Linked DNA regions of Homo sapiens: regions 2, 3, 4 and 5 are each linked to region 1. A link is a contact called in ENCODE Hi-C or POLR2A ChIA-PET data. All regions are on one chromosome and are shown on one strand. Each heading gives the region's core, a stretch centred on a gene start or an enhancer-like site at or near the end of the contact. The rest is flanking DNA. Distances are from core to core; before and after follow the strand shown.

Region 1 (2,700 bases), core at 33-2,532:
TTTTGATGTATTCACGACGGTTAAAATAATTTAACATGCTAATGTATGGATTAACTTGGCAATTCCATTTTAAAATATTAAATGGAATAACGATTCTGACTCGTAAGTAGACATGTGTAACAGAATTCAACCACATCTGTAAACCATATTGAAATTATGAGAGTAAGATTTACCAACCACATTTAGGTTTGACATATTAGATTTGTGAGTGAACTATGTACTTGGATTTTGTCAAGTAACTCAATCGCTTAACAAAATAACAATTAAATGTATAAATGCAGTTTATAGCTATACATTATTTTTAAAAATCCCCTTCGAATGACTCTTTAAAACATACCAGGGGATACGCTACTTAAGTATAACTAGGTTTTGGATTTATAACGTTAATATTAATTATTAAAGCAAAACTCATTTCTAAAGAGTCGCCTGAGTGCCCAAAAGACGCCCTCAAGGACAGGGAAGCAGCTGCGATTCACTCAGCGATCACCAGCGCCCAGAATTCAGGGCCGCCCAAGCGGAGGAGCAACACGTGGCCCAGCAAAAGGAGCTGGGTCCCGTGCAGCACAGCAACAAGAAACTGGCCTAGGAAGACGCTGGAGCGTCTTTCTTTCGCACGTTACTGCCTGCTACAGTCATTTAAAAAAAAAAAACCAAAAACAAAAAAAAGAAATAAATTAATAGTACGAAGAAAACTGCGCGAGCTACATTCCCAGCAGGGTCTGCGCCAGAGCGCGCCAGGCACCGCTCCCGTTACGGGTGGGAGGAAAGGATGCACCGCCCACCCGGCGCCGGGGAGGCTCGTCCCCGAGTAGGGGACGGGAACGCCTGGGTCCCGGGGACGTGGGGCGCAGGGTCTGGGGCCCGAGGCCACGGACGAAGCGGGAAGCCGGCTAGGCAGCGGTCTCTGTCTGGGATGGACGCCGCGCCCCACGCGGACCTCCCGCCCCGACTTCACCCAGCTCTGCTGCCCGTAACTCATATGACAAGAACATCAGGAACCGGACTATTACCCCGAAAGGGCCTTCCCAAGTCGTTTCGCCGCCTGCAGTGCCCGACCGGGGGCCGCGCGTCCCCGGCAACCACGCCCGCCCGCGCAGCTGCAGAGGCCGGAAAAGGCCCGCTCGCCCGCGCTCGGCACCACCCAGCCCGCGCTCCGGGCGATACCACCCTGGGCGGCCCCTCCAAAGGCCGGAGATGGTGTCGTCCCCGGCCTCCGATTGGTCGGGGGGGCGGGGGCGTGGCCTCTGGAGCCTGGTTCCGCGCGCCGGAGCGCGCTAGCCGCATTGCGAGCCGAACCCGGGAGCTGGCGCCATGGTGAGGAGTGGTTGCGGGGCGCGGGCGACGCGACGGTGGGGGTTTCGGCCTGCGTTCGGGCCGCAGACAGGGCCTGGGCCTGGGCCTGGGCCTGCGCCTGCGCCTGCGCCTGCCCTGGGAACGGGTTCCGGCAGACGCTGAGGTTGCGTTGACGCTCGCGCCCCGGCTCCCGTTCCAGGTGCTGTTGCACGTGCTGTTTGAGCACGCGGTCGGCTACGCGCTGCTGGCGCTGAAGGAAGTGGAGGAGATCAGTCTGCTGCAGCCGCAGGTGGGTGAGATCCGTGGGCTCCTTTGGCGGCCCCGCAGACCCTCATCGCGCGGGTCCCAGCATGCACAGCGCGCTCCCACGTGGCCGGCCGAGCGGTTCGGGGCGGGGGGACGGGCCTGGAAAGCTCTAGATCCGGGGGTCTTTACCTTGACCCATGGGTAGAATCGCTCTAGCAATTAGAAATAAGCCTCCCGGACGCCGCCCCCGAACGATTAAAGCAGAAGCTGGGATGTGGGGCCCAGGTATCAGCATATTTTAAGAGCTTCCAAGGCTGAGAACCGCTGCTTGACTGCGCCGCAGAGGCAGGAGGGAGGGAAGGAAACCACTTAGCCTCTTTCTCCCCCCAGGTGGAGGAGTCTGTGCTCAACCTGGGCAAATTCCACAGCATCGTTCGTCTGGTGGCCTTTTGTCCCTTTGCCTCATCCCAGGTTGCCTTGGAAAATGCCAACGCCGTGTCTGAAGGTAAGTCGGCCACCGCCAAGTGTCACAGAGAGATGTGGTTCCTTTCGGTATCCTCTCGGGCAGCTTGTGATAGTATTTGCCGTCCTTGGCTGGCTCTGAGTCTGATAGGCGTGAGGCAGTATTTGAGCCATACAATGTGTAATTTGAAATAATTGTCTTCACAGAGCTCAAGGTCTGGGAACTGTGCTAGACCAAACTGTTTAAGCAGACGATGTGGAATGTGTGTTAACGTTTCCTTGTGGGCACTGTAGTGACAAACTATTTTTTATTTTTATTTTTTTTGAGATGGAGTCTGTCCCCCAGGCTGGAGTGCAGTGGCAAGATCTGGGCTCACTGCAACCTCTGCCTCCCTGGTTCAGGCGATTCTCCTGCCTCAGCCTCCCGAGTAACTGGGATTACAGGCCTGTGCCAGCCACCACACCCGGCTAATTTTGTATTTTTGGTAGAGACGGGGTTTCACCATGTTGGCCAGGCTAGTCTCCATCTCCTGACCTCGTGATCCGCCCGCCTCGACCTCCCAAGGTGCTGAGGTTGCAGGCGCGAGCGACGGTGCCCGGCCGACAAAGGGGGGTTTCTTAAAGGGGGTCGGCTTAACACCTACTTGTGCCTGAGGTTTTGCCTAAACACAATCAAGTGTCTGGTTCTCTGCTTTCTGT
Region 2 (2,700 bases), core at 200-2,699, 1.1 Mb after region 1:
TGGAAAGGCAAGGCTGGAGGTCAGTAGTTGTGGCAGCTTCACATCAACTCAGCTTTAATGTGATTTAATTTCCTTCTCCCTCCAGTGGGCCAAAGGTGCAAAGATAAGTATGGCTGTTCTCTCTCCTTCTAACAGTGAGGTGCTGGGGGTGGGGGTGGGGGAATATGGAGAAGGGACCCTCACCACCCACACCTTCCTGCCTCCCCAACAAGTGCTGCCCTCCTCTGCCCAGCATTCTCCCCACTTTGCCCTCAGCTAGTGGGTGCTTAGCCTCCAGATAGCATGCCCCACCTAGGCCCTGCCCTGGGCCTGTGATCCAGAGGTCCCAAGAAGCAGAGGCCAGGCTGGATCCAGGGGGTCAGCCAAGGTGAGGGTGGGAGCACACAGGATTATCTCCCAGGGACAGGGCTGCTGCCTCGTAGCTCAGGATGGATAGAATGTGGGGGGATATCCAGCTACATTTTCCCTCCACAAAAGACCAGAATGGGAGAGGGATGGGGTGCTGCCCCGACTTTCTTCAACTCCCCGGAGCAGAAAAATGCCCTACCTCCACTTTCCAGTGCCAAGATTCAAGAAGAAAGGCAAGCGGAGACTTCCCTTTCTCAGTCCCTGCTTACTAATGGAAACACGGGTCCAGAACCTAAATCCAGTCCCTCCTCCTTCATACCACCGGGAGGGAGGTGCAGCCCAAGCCCCCGAGGCCCCAAGGGTCCAGGTGTAGGACCCTTTATCCTCTCCGGCAGCCATCCCTGTGGGTGTGGCACCCCCGCCACACCCCATTCTTGTCATCTCAGGGGGAGGGGGGAAATGTAATCGGACATCCCCCCCATCCAATCCATCCTGAGCTGCGAGGCGGCGGCTCTGTCCCTCGGAGATAATCCTGTGCACTCCCCACCTTCACTCACCTCGGCTGACGCAGGAGTCTCCGGAGCCCGCACTCCCAGACATCACTGCCCTCCTTCCTGAGGGTGCTGAGGCTCGGAGGCTCAGAGATGCTACTGGTCCAAGGTCATGCAGCGAGGCAGCGGCAATGAACAGGGTCGTGGGGAGGAGGGGGCGCTGACCCCATTACGCCCCCGCCCTCACTACCGCACTCATGCCCCCGGACAATCGCTTCGCGGAAAACACCCCAGCTGCACCAGCTAACGGTCACTGCGCCCCGGGAACCTGACATCACTCTAGTTCAGGTGCTGGGGAGTCCTCCAGGCCCGGCCCCGACAGCGGAGCCCCCCACCCCAGCCCTGCCATCACGGCCGCTGGGGTCCCAGGCACTGACTGCTCAGGACAGGGCCGGGACCGGGAGGGGACCTCGGCGAACGGGAAGGAACCGGGAGGCAGGGAGCAGAGGGGTGGCCTCACCTTGCGGGGTGCACCCCGGGGCCGGGGAGGGCAGGGACGACCACTGCAGCGGCGGCGGCTGCAGGAGCTCAACGCCGAGCACGAGGAAGGGAGCCCCGCGCCGCGGCCGCCCTCCCGTCGGCACGCCCCCGCCTCCGCCCATTGGTTGATCTGGGAGGGTGGGGCGAGGGACGCTCCGGACCAATGAGCGGGCTCCAAAGAACGGCCAACTGGCGAGGGCCGCCTACGTCACGTGCCAGGGTCGCCGAGGCAGCGCCCTGCTAGTCCGCGCCTGCCGGGCGAGCTCTCGCGAGGAAGACGGGCAGGCGGCCCAACTAGGCCAGGGGCCAGAACCGACCACTCGAAGAGGGAGAAGGAGGGCCTCGGATAGGCCCCGCCCCCGCTCCTTCTTCCGCCTGGGGGATAGCGCCTCTAGCCTTGAACCTTGCTTAGGACGCACCTCCCTTGGGCCCTTCGCTCTCGGGAGGGCTGTCGGGCGCGTCTCGGGGCTGGGTGGAGCTCCCGAAGGTGGCCTTTCTCCCTGGGCTTCCACGCCGGCTTCGGCCATCGATACGGGCCGTGTTGGTCTCGTTCAGGAGCTGAGGAACCCTCCATCACTCCTGTTTCGACCCCAGGGTTTGGACCTCTTCCCCTTCCACCCCATCCCCTGTCTCGAAAGAAGCAACCCCCGTGCGGGCCCGAGACGCGTCCCGGGTGCCTGGCCCGGCCTGGAGAAGCATCAGAACAAAGAAGGCACGCGGGCTGGGGGCTGGGAGAGCCTGTGACGCGCCCCCGGGGACCGCAGCCTCTGCTCCCGGTCTCCATGGAGGCGGTCGCCATGGCAGCGAGATGCGCCTCGCTCAGCACCGCGGGGTGGGATGTGGGCGCCTGCAATGAGCCGAGGAGCGAGAGGCGTGGCCCTCCGGTCTGCGGGGGTTCTTGCCGGTGCTCTCCGCCCGCCGGTTCGCGAACACCCCACCTATACTTCGCCCGTGGGGACGGATTCCCCAAAGTGCCCTCAGTAAGCCGTCCGGAGCACGCAGCGCCTTGCTTCCAACGGAACTAGAGAGACGGCCTGGGCGGCCGAAGGCCAGCCTCCCTTCAGCAGGGCCGGGGTCGCTGCCTTAAAGGAGCCCTCAAGTCTGCCACCCTGTGGCCCATAACCTGTCTGCTGATCTCCAGTCTGCACACTGTTGGCAAATTAATCTTTCTGAGCTCTTGTTTTCATCGCGTCCCTCTCCTGCTCCAAAGCCCTCTGGGACTGCCTCCAGTAGCGCTTCACAAACTTCAGCAGCACTTTGGGTGACTCATGTGCCCTCGCGTTTGAGAGACAGCGCTTACATTGAGAGCTTTTCACATTCT
Region 3 (2,700 bases), core at 118-2,617, 1.8 Mb before region 1:
CTATCTTTAAATATCTTCTAGCTACTTCACTTTTATTTTTATCTTTTTGAGATGATCTCTTGCCCAGGTTGGGGTGCAGTGGCATGATCTCAGCTTACTGCATCCCCCACATCCCAGGTTCAATCTATTCTCCTGCCTCAGCCTCCTGAGTAGCTGGGATTACAGGCATGTGGCACCACGCCTGGCTAATTTTTGTATTTTTAGTAGAGACGAGGTTTCACCACGTTGGCCAGGCTGGTCTTGAACTCCTGACTTCAGGTGATCTGGTCGCCTCAGCCTCCCAAAGTGCTGGGATTACAGGTGTGAGCCACTGCTCCTGGTAGCTACTTCACTTTTAATGGCTGCATAATATTCCTCATCAGAAAGTGGGAAAAATTAGGCTAGGTGGCGTGGCTCATGCCTGTAATCCTAGTACTTTGGGAGGCTGAGTTGGTAGAATTGCTAGAGCTCAGGAGTTTAAGATCAGTCTGGGCAACATGGCAAAACCCCATCCCTACAAAAAATACAGAAAATACCGGGTGTGGTGGTGCACACCTGTAGTCCCAGCTACTTGGGAGGCTGAGGTGGGAAGATTGCTTGACCCCAGGAGATTGAGGCTGCTGTGAGCTGAGATCCTGCCACTGCACTCCAGCCTGGGCGACAGAGTGAGACTCCATCTCAAAAAAAAAAAAAAAAAAAGAAAAGAAAAAGATAAAGAAATAAATAAAGTGTTAATAATTAAAAGTACTTTTAGAGGGTTATGTCATAAGCCTTGACAAGACTTGTTCTGTAAAGCTACCCGGCATGCAAAAAGCTCAATTAAGTTAGCTCCTCCACAGGATGGAATTATATAACCAATCCCTTTCAAGAGGCATTGAAGTTGTTTCCATTATTTTGCTATGATGAATAAGGCTGAGCAATATTAATCTTTGCTCATATCTTTGGTCATTTCCTTTGTAAATTTCGGGACTGCTGGGTATGCACATTTTAAAATTAACTCACTCATCATCATGCAGTTAGGAGAACAGAGAAAGGAAGGGGCTTGCACCGGGTCACATAGGGAGTTAGCGTCAAAGTCAGGACTAGGAACCAGCCAGGGCCCTCTAACTGGAGCTCTTCCAGCTGGGGTCCTAGAGGAAGTCCCAGCTGGCCGCGGGAGGGAGGAGGAGGAAGGGAAAGAACCAGGCGCCGGGGCTGAAGCGGCGGCAGGAAGAAGGTGGGGCCGGCTGGGAGGAGCGGGCGGAGCTGCTGAGCAGCGCCTCTCCTTCGGGCGGGGGAAGCTAAGCGGTCGCCTGGCAACCCTGGCGGCGCGCCGTTCGAACGGAAGCGAGGAACCAATCAGGAAGTCCGGGGCGAACCATTCTGGTGTGAAGGGGGGCGGCGTGCTCACTTCCCCTTCCACGGCGCCCCAGGGACTTTCCCTGCGGTGGGGGCCTTCGACAGTGAGGGCCACCCGCTCAGCTCGACCGCGGAGGGCAGCTCCAAAGGGGACCCCAAAGGTGCCCACGCGGGGCTGGGGCCTCCTGGGCGTCGTTGGGAGCGGCCACTACCGGCCCGGGTCCGAGCTGTCAGCCTCTCCAAAGCCTGCGCGAGAGGAGCCGGGACACGCCTAGCGCGGGCTCCAGGTGAGGGCGCGGGTGGGTCCGGGTGCGACCCCGGGTCTGGGGGCCCCGTTCCCCGAGCGTCTGCTGTCTGCTTTCTCCCCGCGTCGTACCTGCGTGTCATTTCACAGATGAGGACTCTGAGGCTCAGAGAGGCAAGTGTCCCGGCCCGGCGAGCTCTGGCGGAGAATCCAGTTCAAGTCTTTCTGCCCCACCTCGCAGCCCCCTAGTCTAGTCACATCTGGACTTGCCTTGAGAGGCCCAGACGGGCAACTGGTAGTCATTTTCCCAGCGTTTTATCGGCAGGGACCTGTAGACCCCTGGCTGGATCACATATCCCCGCGCCCCACACTGTCCTCGGGATACCCCCTTTGGGCGTCTGTCTTTCCTTCTCCGCAGTCCGGGGTTGGACTCGGCTCATTTGGCGCCTTTCTGTCTACGGGGACAGAGGACCACTCTTTGGGGATCGGACGGGACTGACATTTCTGGGCTGGATGCAGGGGCAGCAGATTCTCCAGCCCCCAGAGCCGCTGCTGGCCTCTTGGGAATCATCCCCAGTTTGGGGAAGGGAATAGAGCCAGTCCCTAAACCAAAGCCACTAGTCACCAGAGACTTTGGAATTGGGAGTGGGGCCGGAATCCCCCCAGGTGGAGCAGCTGACCTAGGCCAGACCCTGCTGTGTCTCCTGGGGACACCCCCTGCCCCCTAGGTTGCTATTGTCAGTCTCCTTTTGTAGGTGGGGAAACGGAGGTTCTAAGAAGTTAAGCCCCTTTTCGAAGTCACAGTCAGACAATGCAGTGGTTAGCTCCTAGTCCCTCTGGCTTCAATCTTAGAATCCTTGACACACAGAATCATGCATTTTGAGAGTCTTCAATCTCTTCATAAGGGAGTTACATATCCTCTCTCCTCTGGAGCCTGCCCCTGGCTTTGGGGGACAGGATCTCCGAGGACTCAGAAAGAAAACAAGGCTTTCTTTTATTCTTTCAACAAATATTATTTATTGACTTCATAAGCCCTGCTCTGGTTCTTGCATGTTTTGGTTTTTTTACTTATTAGCAAATGTATCATCTTCTCCCACTGTGATGCAAGGCAGGGGCTGAGGCAATTGAGCCAGTGCAAA
Region 4 (2,700 bases), core at 21-2,520, 1.2 Mb before region 1:
GGAGTAATTTACGTTTGGCAGCAGACTCAGTTCAAATTCCAACCCCGCTACTTACTGGCTATGTGACCCTGAGCAAATTCTTTGCCCTCTGTGCTTCCAATTCCTCATCCATAAAATGGGTCTAGTCTTTACCTCATAGTGTTGCTAGGATCCAACGAATCATATTATGTAAAGTGCTTGGCACATGGTGGTTTAAAGCTTGGGCTCTGTCTGCTTGCAATCAGACAGAACTGGGTTCCACTTCTACCTCTTCTGCCTGGTAGCTAGTGAGGCCTTGAGCAAGTTACTTAACCTCTTTAATCTCAGCTGCAAAATGCGAAGGTTAAATGACAAAAGACATGTAAAGCAGTCAGAACAGCGCTTGGCTCATGGTAGGTACTCAATAAATATTAGTCATCACCGTCATCATCTACCTAAGACGAAGCTGGCCAAGAATATTTATGCAATTCTTTCTACAGTTAATTACCGAATGCTTATTATGTGCCAGGCATTGTTCCAGGCACTGGGAATTCATCAGTGTACAAAAATCCCTGCCTCGTGAAGCTTAAGTCTTCTTAGCAAGTATTTAGTGAATACTCAGTACGTGCCAATGAACTACACAGCAATTTCCACGAGACTCCCATTTTACAGATAAGTTAACTACGCAAGGTGAAGAAGCTCCAACCTTGCGCCACCACCCCAGAGGTATTCTCCCAGCAATTAGGAAGGCTGGGCGGCGGTCAACTCCCGGGCTGGACTTCGGAAGTGGAAATGAGCGGCCACCTAGTCCCGAGTGGGGCTTCACCCAAGAGCTGCTCACTCGGACCAGCCCGGCCTCCAGCAGATACTCGGCGCGGCAGCCACGCCCCCAGGCGCTCCCTCTCCTCGCCGGCTGCCGCAGCGCCCGAAGTCTCGCTGACGCCGCAAGCGGGCGAGGCAGGGTGAAACTGGCACGGCAGAACTGGCTGGGGCTGGCCCGCGTTCCCCCACTCCCAAGCCGAGCAGGCGACGCGTGACAAGCGGTCCCGGGACCATGAGGCCTGGGTCGGGCCGCGGTAGAGCGGGGATGACTGTGCGCTTCGGCCGCCGCGGGCTTAAGGCACCAGGCGCCCGCTCCCAGCAGTCCCCGGCCCACCCGACACAGCCCGCCGCGCGGCGCTACCTGCAAGTCCCAGCCGGCCGACTCGAGAAAGAAGCGGGCCCGGTCCTCCTCGGCGCCCGTCACCGCCACGAACTCCCTCAGCGCCTCCTGTCGCTCCGCCGCCATCTTCGCCCCGTGCGCCTTCCAAAGCGCTCCGGCGGCCGCCGCACAGGCCCAGCCCCGCTGCCGCGTTCCGCTTGCCGGTCGACGAGGCCCAGCCGATGAGGGCCCAGCAGCTGGGAGCCCGCCCGCAGCCCCGCCCCACGCGGTGCCTCACGCAAAGCCCTCCGTGCGGGAAGCCCCGCCGCTCCGCGCCCTCTGGCGACCGCGGCGCGAACCGCAGCCTAACGGCGGGGGTGGGAGCCCGAAGGATGAGAGGCGGGGCGGGTCTTACATACACCTGTGGGCTGAAGGCTCCCTGCAGGAGTCAGATTCCCAGTTATTCATTGACGCAGCCCTCATTTCATTAATTGTGCATTCGTTCATTCACTTACTTGTCAAGCATTTACTGAGAGCTATCAATGGCCCGACGTTTTTCTAGGGCTGTGGATATGGCAGGGAGCAAAACAAAGTCCCTGCTCCCATGCTTCTTACATTCTAGGGGTAAAAATTCAGACCTTGAACAGGCTAGGCCTCCGCTCACAACACGTCCATGCCTCGTTATCTCGCCCCGCATAAAAGACAGTCTCATGGCCTGCCTGCAGGACCCATGAGAGATGGGCCAGTTCCTCCCTCTCATCAAGGGATCCGCTAGCTTCCTCTGCTCCAGGCGCCTTGCCCTCCTTGCTGTTCCTGGAACTTGCCAGTTATCTTGCATTTGCCTCAGGGCCGTTGCATTAGCTGCTTCTGTGCCTGGAGCACCTTTCCCTTACCGATGGGCAAGGCGCTCTCCCCGCTTTCTTTGGGCCTCTGCTCCAAGGCCACTTTCTTAGGCACAATCCTGTCTTCTGGGTCCTCAGCTTCTTTGCCCTCTTGCCTCTCCAAAGAGGAACTTACTTGTTCAGCTTACTTGTTCTTTGTTCTCTATTTTCAAAGCCTAACTTCCTTGTTCTTTGTACCTCCTTACCCCTAGTTACGGTAAACAACCTTCCCGCGGGTCCTAATCTATAACTCACATCTGTTCCCTTGGATACCCTCGCTACAATTGCCATTCCCGCGGAAACTCTTCTTCCTGCCGAAACCGCTTGCCCTACCACTGTAGCCCACATTTCTGCTCCATTTGAACTAGCCAATCGGGATTAGCTTAGATTGCGCAGTCCAGCCCCAGCCAATGGGAACAGGACACAGAAGCAGCGACTAACCGCATTAGGGATAAAAACCCCTTCTCTCTTTTGTTCGGTGTGCTTTCCTGAAGACCAGATGTGTGAGTGGCACCCTTCTGCAGAAGTAAATTGGCTTTGCTGAAAAATCTTTTATTTCAGTGCTGGTTTTCCTTGAGACTTCGAGCTTTAATTTCCAACACCACCGTGGGACACTCTTCCCTTCCTCTTCCTCTGTCGGCCCCTGCTCATTCTTCAGCTCTCAGTTCAGGTGTCCCTTTCTCAAGGAGACCTTGAGAAGGTGCCCAGGCTTAGTCAAAA
Region 5 (2,700 bases), core at 132-2,631, 1.5 Mb before region 1:
GGGCTGGGGCAGGAGATGGCAGACCACATGCAGATTCCTGCAGACCATGGGGAGGACTTTACTTTTCCATTGAGTGTGACGATTTTGAGCCAACGGATGTGATCTGACTTTTCTTTTTTTTTTTTTTTCTTTTTTGAGACAGAAGATCGCTCTGTTGCCCAGGCTGAAGTGCAATGGTGCGATCTTGGCTCACTGCAACCTCCACCTCCACCTCCCGGGTTCGATTGATTCTCATGCCTCAGCCTCCCGAGTACCTGGGACTAAAGGCGTGCGCCACCACACCCAGCTAATTTTTGTATTTTTAGTAGAGACAGGGTTTCACCATGTTGGCCAGGCTGGTCTCAAACTCCTGACCTCAAGTGATCCGCCTGCCTCGGCCTCACAAAGTGCTGGGATTACAGGCATGAGCCGCCACACCTGGCCGATCTGACTTGTTTTCTAACAGAATCTCTCTGGTTGCGGAGTGCAGTACAGACTAGAGAGAGACAGGAATGGAATGGGGCAGTTCTGAGGCTGATGCCAGGCATCCAAGTGAAAGATGACAGGAGCTTGAACCAGGTTAGTGACTGGGATGGGGAAACTAAATTTATTTGGGTAAAAACAATAAGTGGATTTCATGAAACTTGTTGAAGTAACGGGTGGTAAAAATCATAAAGGGGGTAGGCAAATAAATGATTGAAATTTGATAGTGGGTCAGGAGCTTCAGCTCTGCGGGCAGCAGTTGTGTCTCCTTGGAGAAGTGGTTTCAACTCTGAGCCGTTTTGTCATCTGCAAAATGGGGATAATAACGGTCCATACTTCATAGAGTTGTTGAGAGGGTGATGTAAAGGTTTTAGCGCACGATGTAGCACACAATAAACACTTAATAAATGTTATCTTAGAAGCCAGACTGCCAGGTTCCCATAACCATTTCAGCCGTTCACCGGCTGGCTGTTGTCATCTTGGTCAAATTATCCCTCTGCGCCTCAGTTTCCTCATCTGTGCAATGAGGCACATTAATCGTTAATATCAACTGCATAGAGTTGGGTTGTGAAGATTAAATAAATGAATACAAGTAAAGCGTTTAGAATAATGTGGACGGTAGCAAGCACGGCGAACGTGTTAACGATTATTAAGAATGTATTTTAGCCACATTTCCCAGCCCCTTCCCCGGCCTAGCATACCCCATTTTGTGGATGGGAAGTCTGCCTCTCAGCAAGGTGGCCTCTTGGAGGACGCTGTGCCCGCGTCAGGCGATCCTGTCGACTGCCGCCAAGACCCGGCTTCCGGCTTTGAGGGGCCACGCCCCGCTCGCACTCCCTGGCGGAACCTTTCAGTGCTGCGCTCGCGTTGCCAACCCGGCGCGCCTCACGCAGTTGCGCCCGCTGTTGGGACTACTTCCGGCTTCCCCGCCCCGCCCCGTCCCCGGGCGTCTCCATTTTGGTCTCAGGTGTGGACTCGGCAAGAACCAGCGCAAGAGGGAAGCAGAGTTATAGCTACCCCGGCCGCGGAGCCGGCTCACTGCACTACCCCCGCCCCCTTCTTTCCTCCAGACGCCGAAGTCGCGGGCGCTCATGGCGGGCCTGGAGGTACTGTTCGCATCGGCAGCGCCGGCCATCACCTGCAGGCAGGACGCGCTCGTCTGCTTCTTGCATTGGGAAGTGGTGACACACGGTTACTTCGGCTTGGGTGTCGGTGACCAGGTACGCCACGGAGCCGGCCAGGGTGGAGGAGGGAACTGTCTTCTGCCCAAACTCAGAGTACCGGAGGCCTGGTCCAGAGCGCCCGATTTCCCCGCTTCTCCCAGTGCAGGGTCTGGGGCAGATGGCAGCGTTGGTAAAACCTGCGGGTCGGAGGTTGCTCACCTGCCCCATCCCAGCCCAGAGTCCCTCACGGCACAGCTGGCACAACATGATTTGTAAACTCAAGGGCGGACACTCGCTTCAACACAGCCTGGCAGCCTCTCAGGCCAGGACTGTGTGGATCTAGCATTCCATAGAATGGCAAAGAATCTAGACAGGAGTTTAGCTCCCCAGAGCACTTCTCACCCACCTGATCCCGTCTGAACTCCTTACCACCCAGCCTCGGGGTGAGGGGACTGACTCAGTTCCGCCCTCATACCACAGTAGAGCCTCCACCAAACATCTGGATCCAAGCACAGGTACAGGAGTGAGCTTTGACCTACTCAGCCCCAGGCCAGGGCCCTTTTTTCACCCGTTAGCATGGGCCCAGAGAGTTCACACGCCTTTCACCCTTTACTGAAGGGCCCAGCATAGTCCACTCGCTACTGCCATCCCCAACTCAAGCTCTAGGAAGCAATCACCCCCAGAGTCGTACACACATACACCCTGGGTGTGAGGGTCATATAAGATTTTCTCCTCATAGTTGTCCCCATAGGGCCAGCCCCTCTTCTCCCATCCCCAGGCTCCACCTCTTACAGCTAGGGACGTCGTTGTCATCCCCACAGAGTTCTAGGACTGCTGGACCCAACCCACCTCACTAATTCTTTGCTCTGGCATTCTTCTTTCTTTCCTGTCTCTTCCCTGTGACCCTCATCCCCAACATCCACATCATCCTAGACATCTGCTTCCTGGGAGAAGTGGGCCTGCCTCCATGCCTGCCCCTCACTGTCACTGTTCTCTCACTCTCAGAACCAAGACTAGCCATGGGAAACAGACCACCCCACCTATTGCATCTTGCCATGAGATTTCACCCTTCCTC

What was found. A loop is a pair of places that touch in the nucleus more often than their neighbours do. ChIA-PET counts read pairs that join two places held with the same protein, here RNA polymerase II (POLR2A). Pooled maps may share reads with other maps.
Region 2: a loop to region 1 is called in a pooled map, with 7 times the contacts of the local background. The contact joins the promoter of ADISSP here to the promoter of NOP56 in region 1. A Hi-C loop is called at or near these places in 1 of 37 single-sample maps with no recorded cell type and 8 of 50 pooled maps. POLR2A ChIA-PET finds 5 or more read pairs at or near these places in 3 of 52 experiments (activated B cell, activated CD4-positive, alpha-beta T cell and activated T-cell).
Region 3: a loop to region 1 is called in a pooled map, with 18 times the contacts of the local background. The contact joins the promoter of FAM110A here to the promoter of NOP56 in region 1. A Hi-C loop is called at or near these places in 2 of 168 maps with a recorded cell type or tissue (CD8-positive, alpha-beta T cell and OCI-LY7), 1 of 37 single-sample maps with no recorded cell type and 9 of 50 pooled maps. POLR2A ChIA-PET finds 5 or more read pairs at or near these places in 1 of 52 experiments (activated B cell).
Region 4: a map of tibial artery shows a loop between it and region 1 (11-fold over the local background). The contact joins the promoter of NSFL1C here to the promoter of NOP56 in region 1. A Hi-C loop is called at or near these places in 3 of 168 maps with a recorded cell type or tissue (CD8-positive, alpha-beta T cell, ascending aorta and tibial artery) and 13 of 50 pooled maps.
Region 5: a pooled map shows a loop between it and region 1 (14-fold over the local background). The contact joins the promoter of PSMF1 here to the promoter of NOP56 in region 1. A Hi-C loop is called at or near these places in 1 of 37 single-sample maps with no recorded cell type and 9 of 50 pooled maps. POLR2A ChIA-PET finds 5 or more read pairs at or near these places in 1 of 52 experiments (MCF 10A).

What each region holds. Positions count from the first base shown.
Region 1 is chr20:2,651,350-2,654,049 of GRCh38, forward strand. NOP56 (NOP56 ribonucleoprotein) reads left to right here and starts at 1,283. Exons shown (of 12, transcript NM_006392.4): 1 at 1,283-1,314; 2 at 1,493-1,582; 3 at 1,930-2,044. The coding sequence starts at 1,312. MIR1292 (microRNA 1292) reads left to right here and starts at 1,428; the gene lies at 1,428-1,493. LOC105372505 (a long non-coding RNA gene) reads right to left here and starts at 1,115. Exons shown (of 5, transcript XR_007067502.1): 1 at 1,011-1,115. RefSeq lists a silencer at 767-1,406 and an enhancer at 1,907-1,996.
Region 2 is chr20:3,766,304-3,769,003 of GRCh38, forward strand. ADISSP (adipose secreted signaling protein) reads right to left here and starts at 1,450. Exons shown (of 6, transcript NM_001258429.2): 1 at 1,360-1,450. RefSeq lists enhancers at 595-1,359, 1,487-2,073 and a silencer at 1,345-1,584.
Region 3 is chr20:832,348-835,047 of GRCh38, forward strand. It overlaps FAM110A (family with sequence similarity 110 member A), which reads left to right and starts at 1,368. Exons shown (of 2, transcript NM_001042353.3): 1 at 1,368-1,604. RefSeq lists a silencer at 1,619-1,768.
Region 4 is chr20:1,465,579-1,468,278 of GRCh38, forward strand. NSFL1C (NSFL1 cofactor) reads right to left here and starts at 1,271. Exons shown (of 9, transcript NM_016143.5): 1 at 1,142-1,271. The coding sequence starts at 1,246. RefSeq lists an enhancer at 500-1,001 and a silencer at 1,296-1,565.
Region 5 is chr20:1,117,221-1,119,920 of GRCh38, forward strand. It overlaps PSMF1 (proteasome inhibitor subunit 1), which reads left to right and starts at 1,382. Exons shown (of 7, transcript NM_006814.5): 1 at 1,382-1,682. The coding sequence starts at 1,554. LOC105372493 (a long non-coding RNA gene) reads right to left here and starts at 1,228. Exons shown (of 2, transcript NR_136535.1): 1 at 1,164-1,228; 2 at 632-768. RefSeq lists enhancers at 1,133-1,775, 1,175-1,224, 1,235-1,284, 1,295-1,484, 1,525-1,654.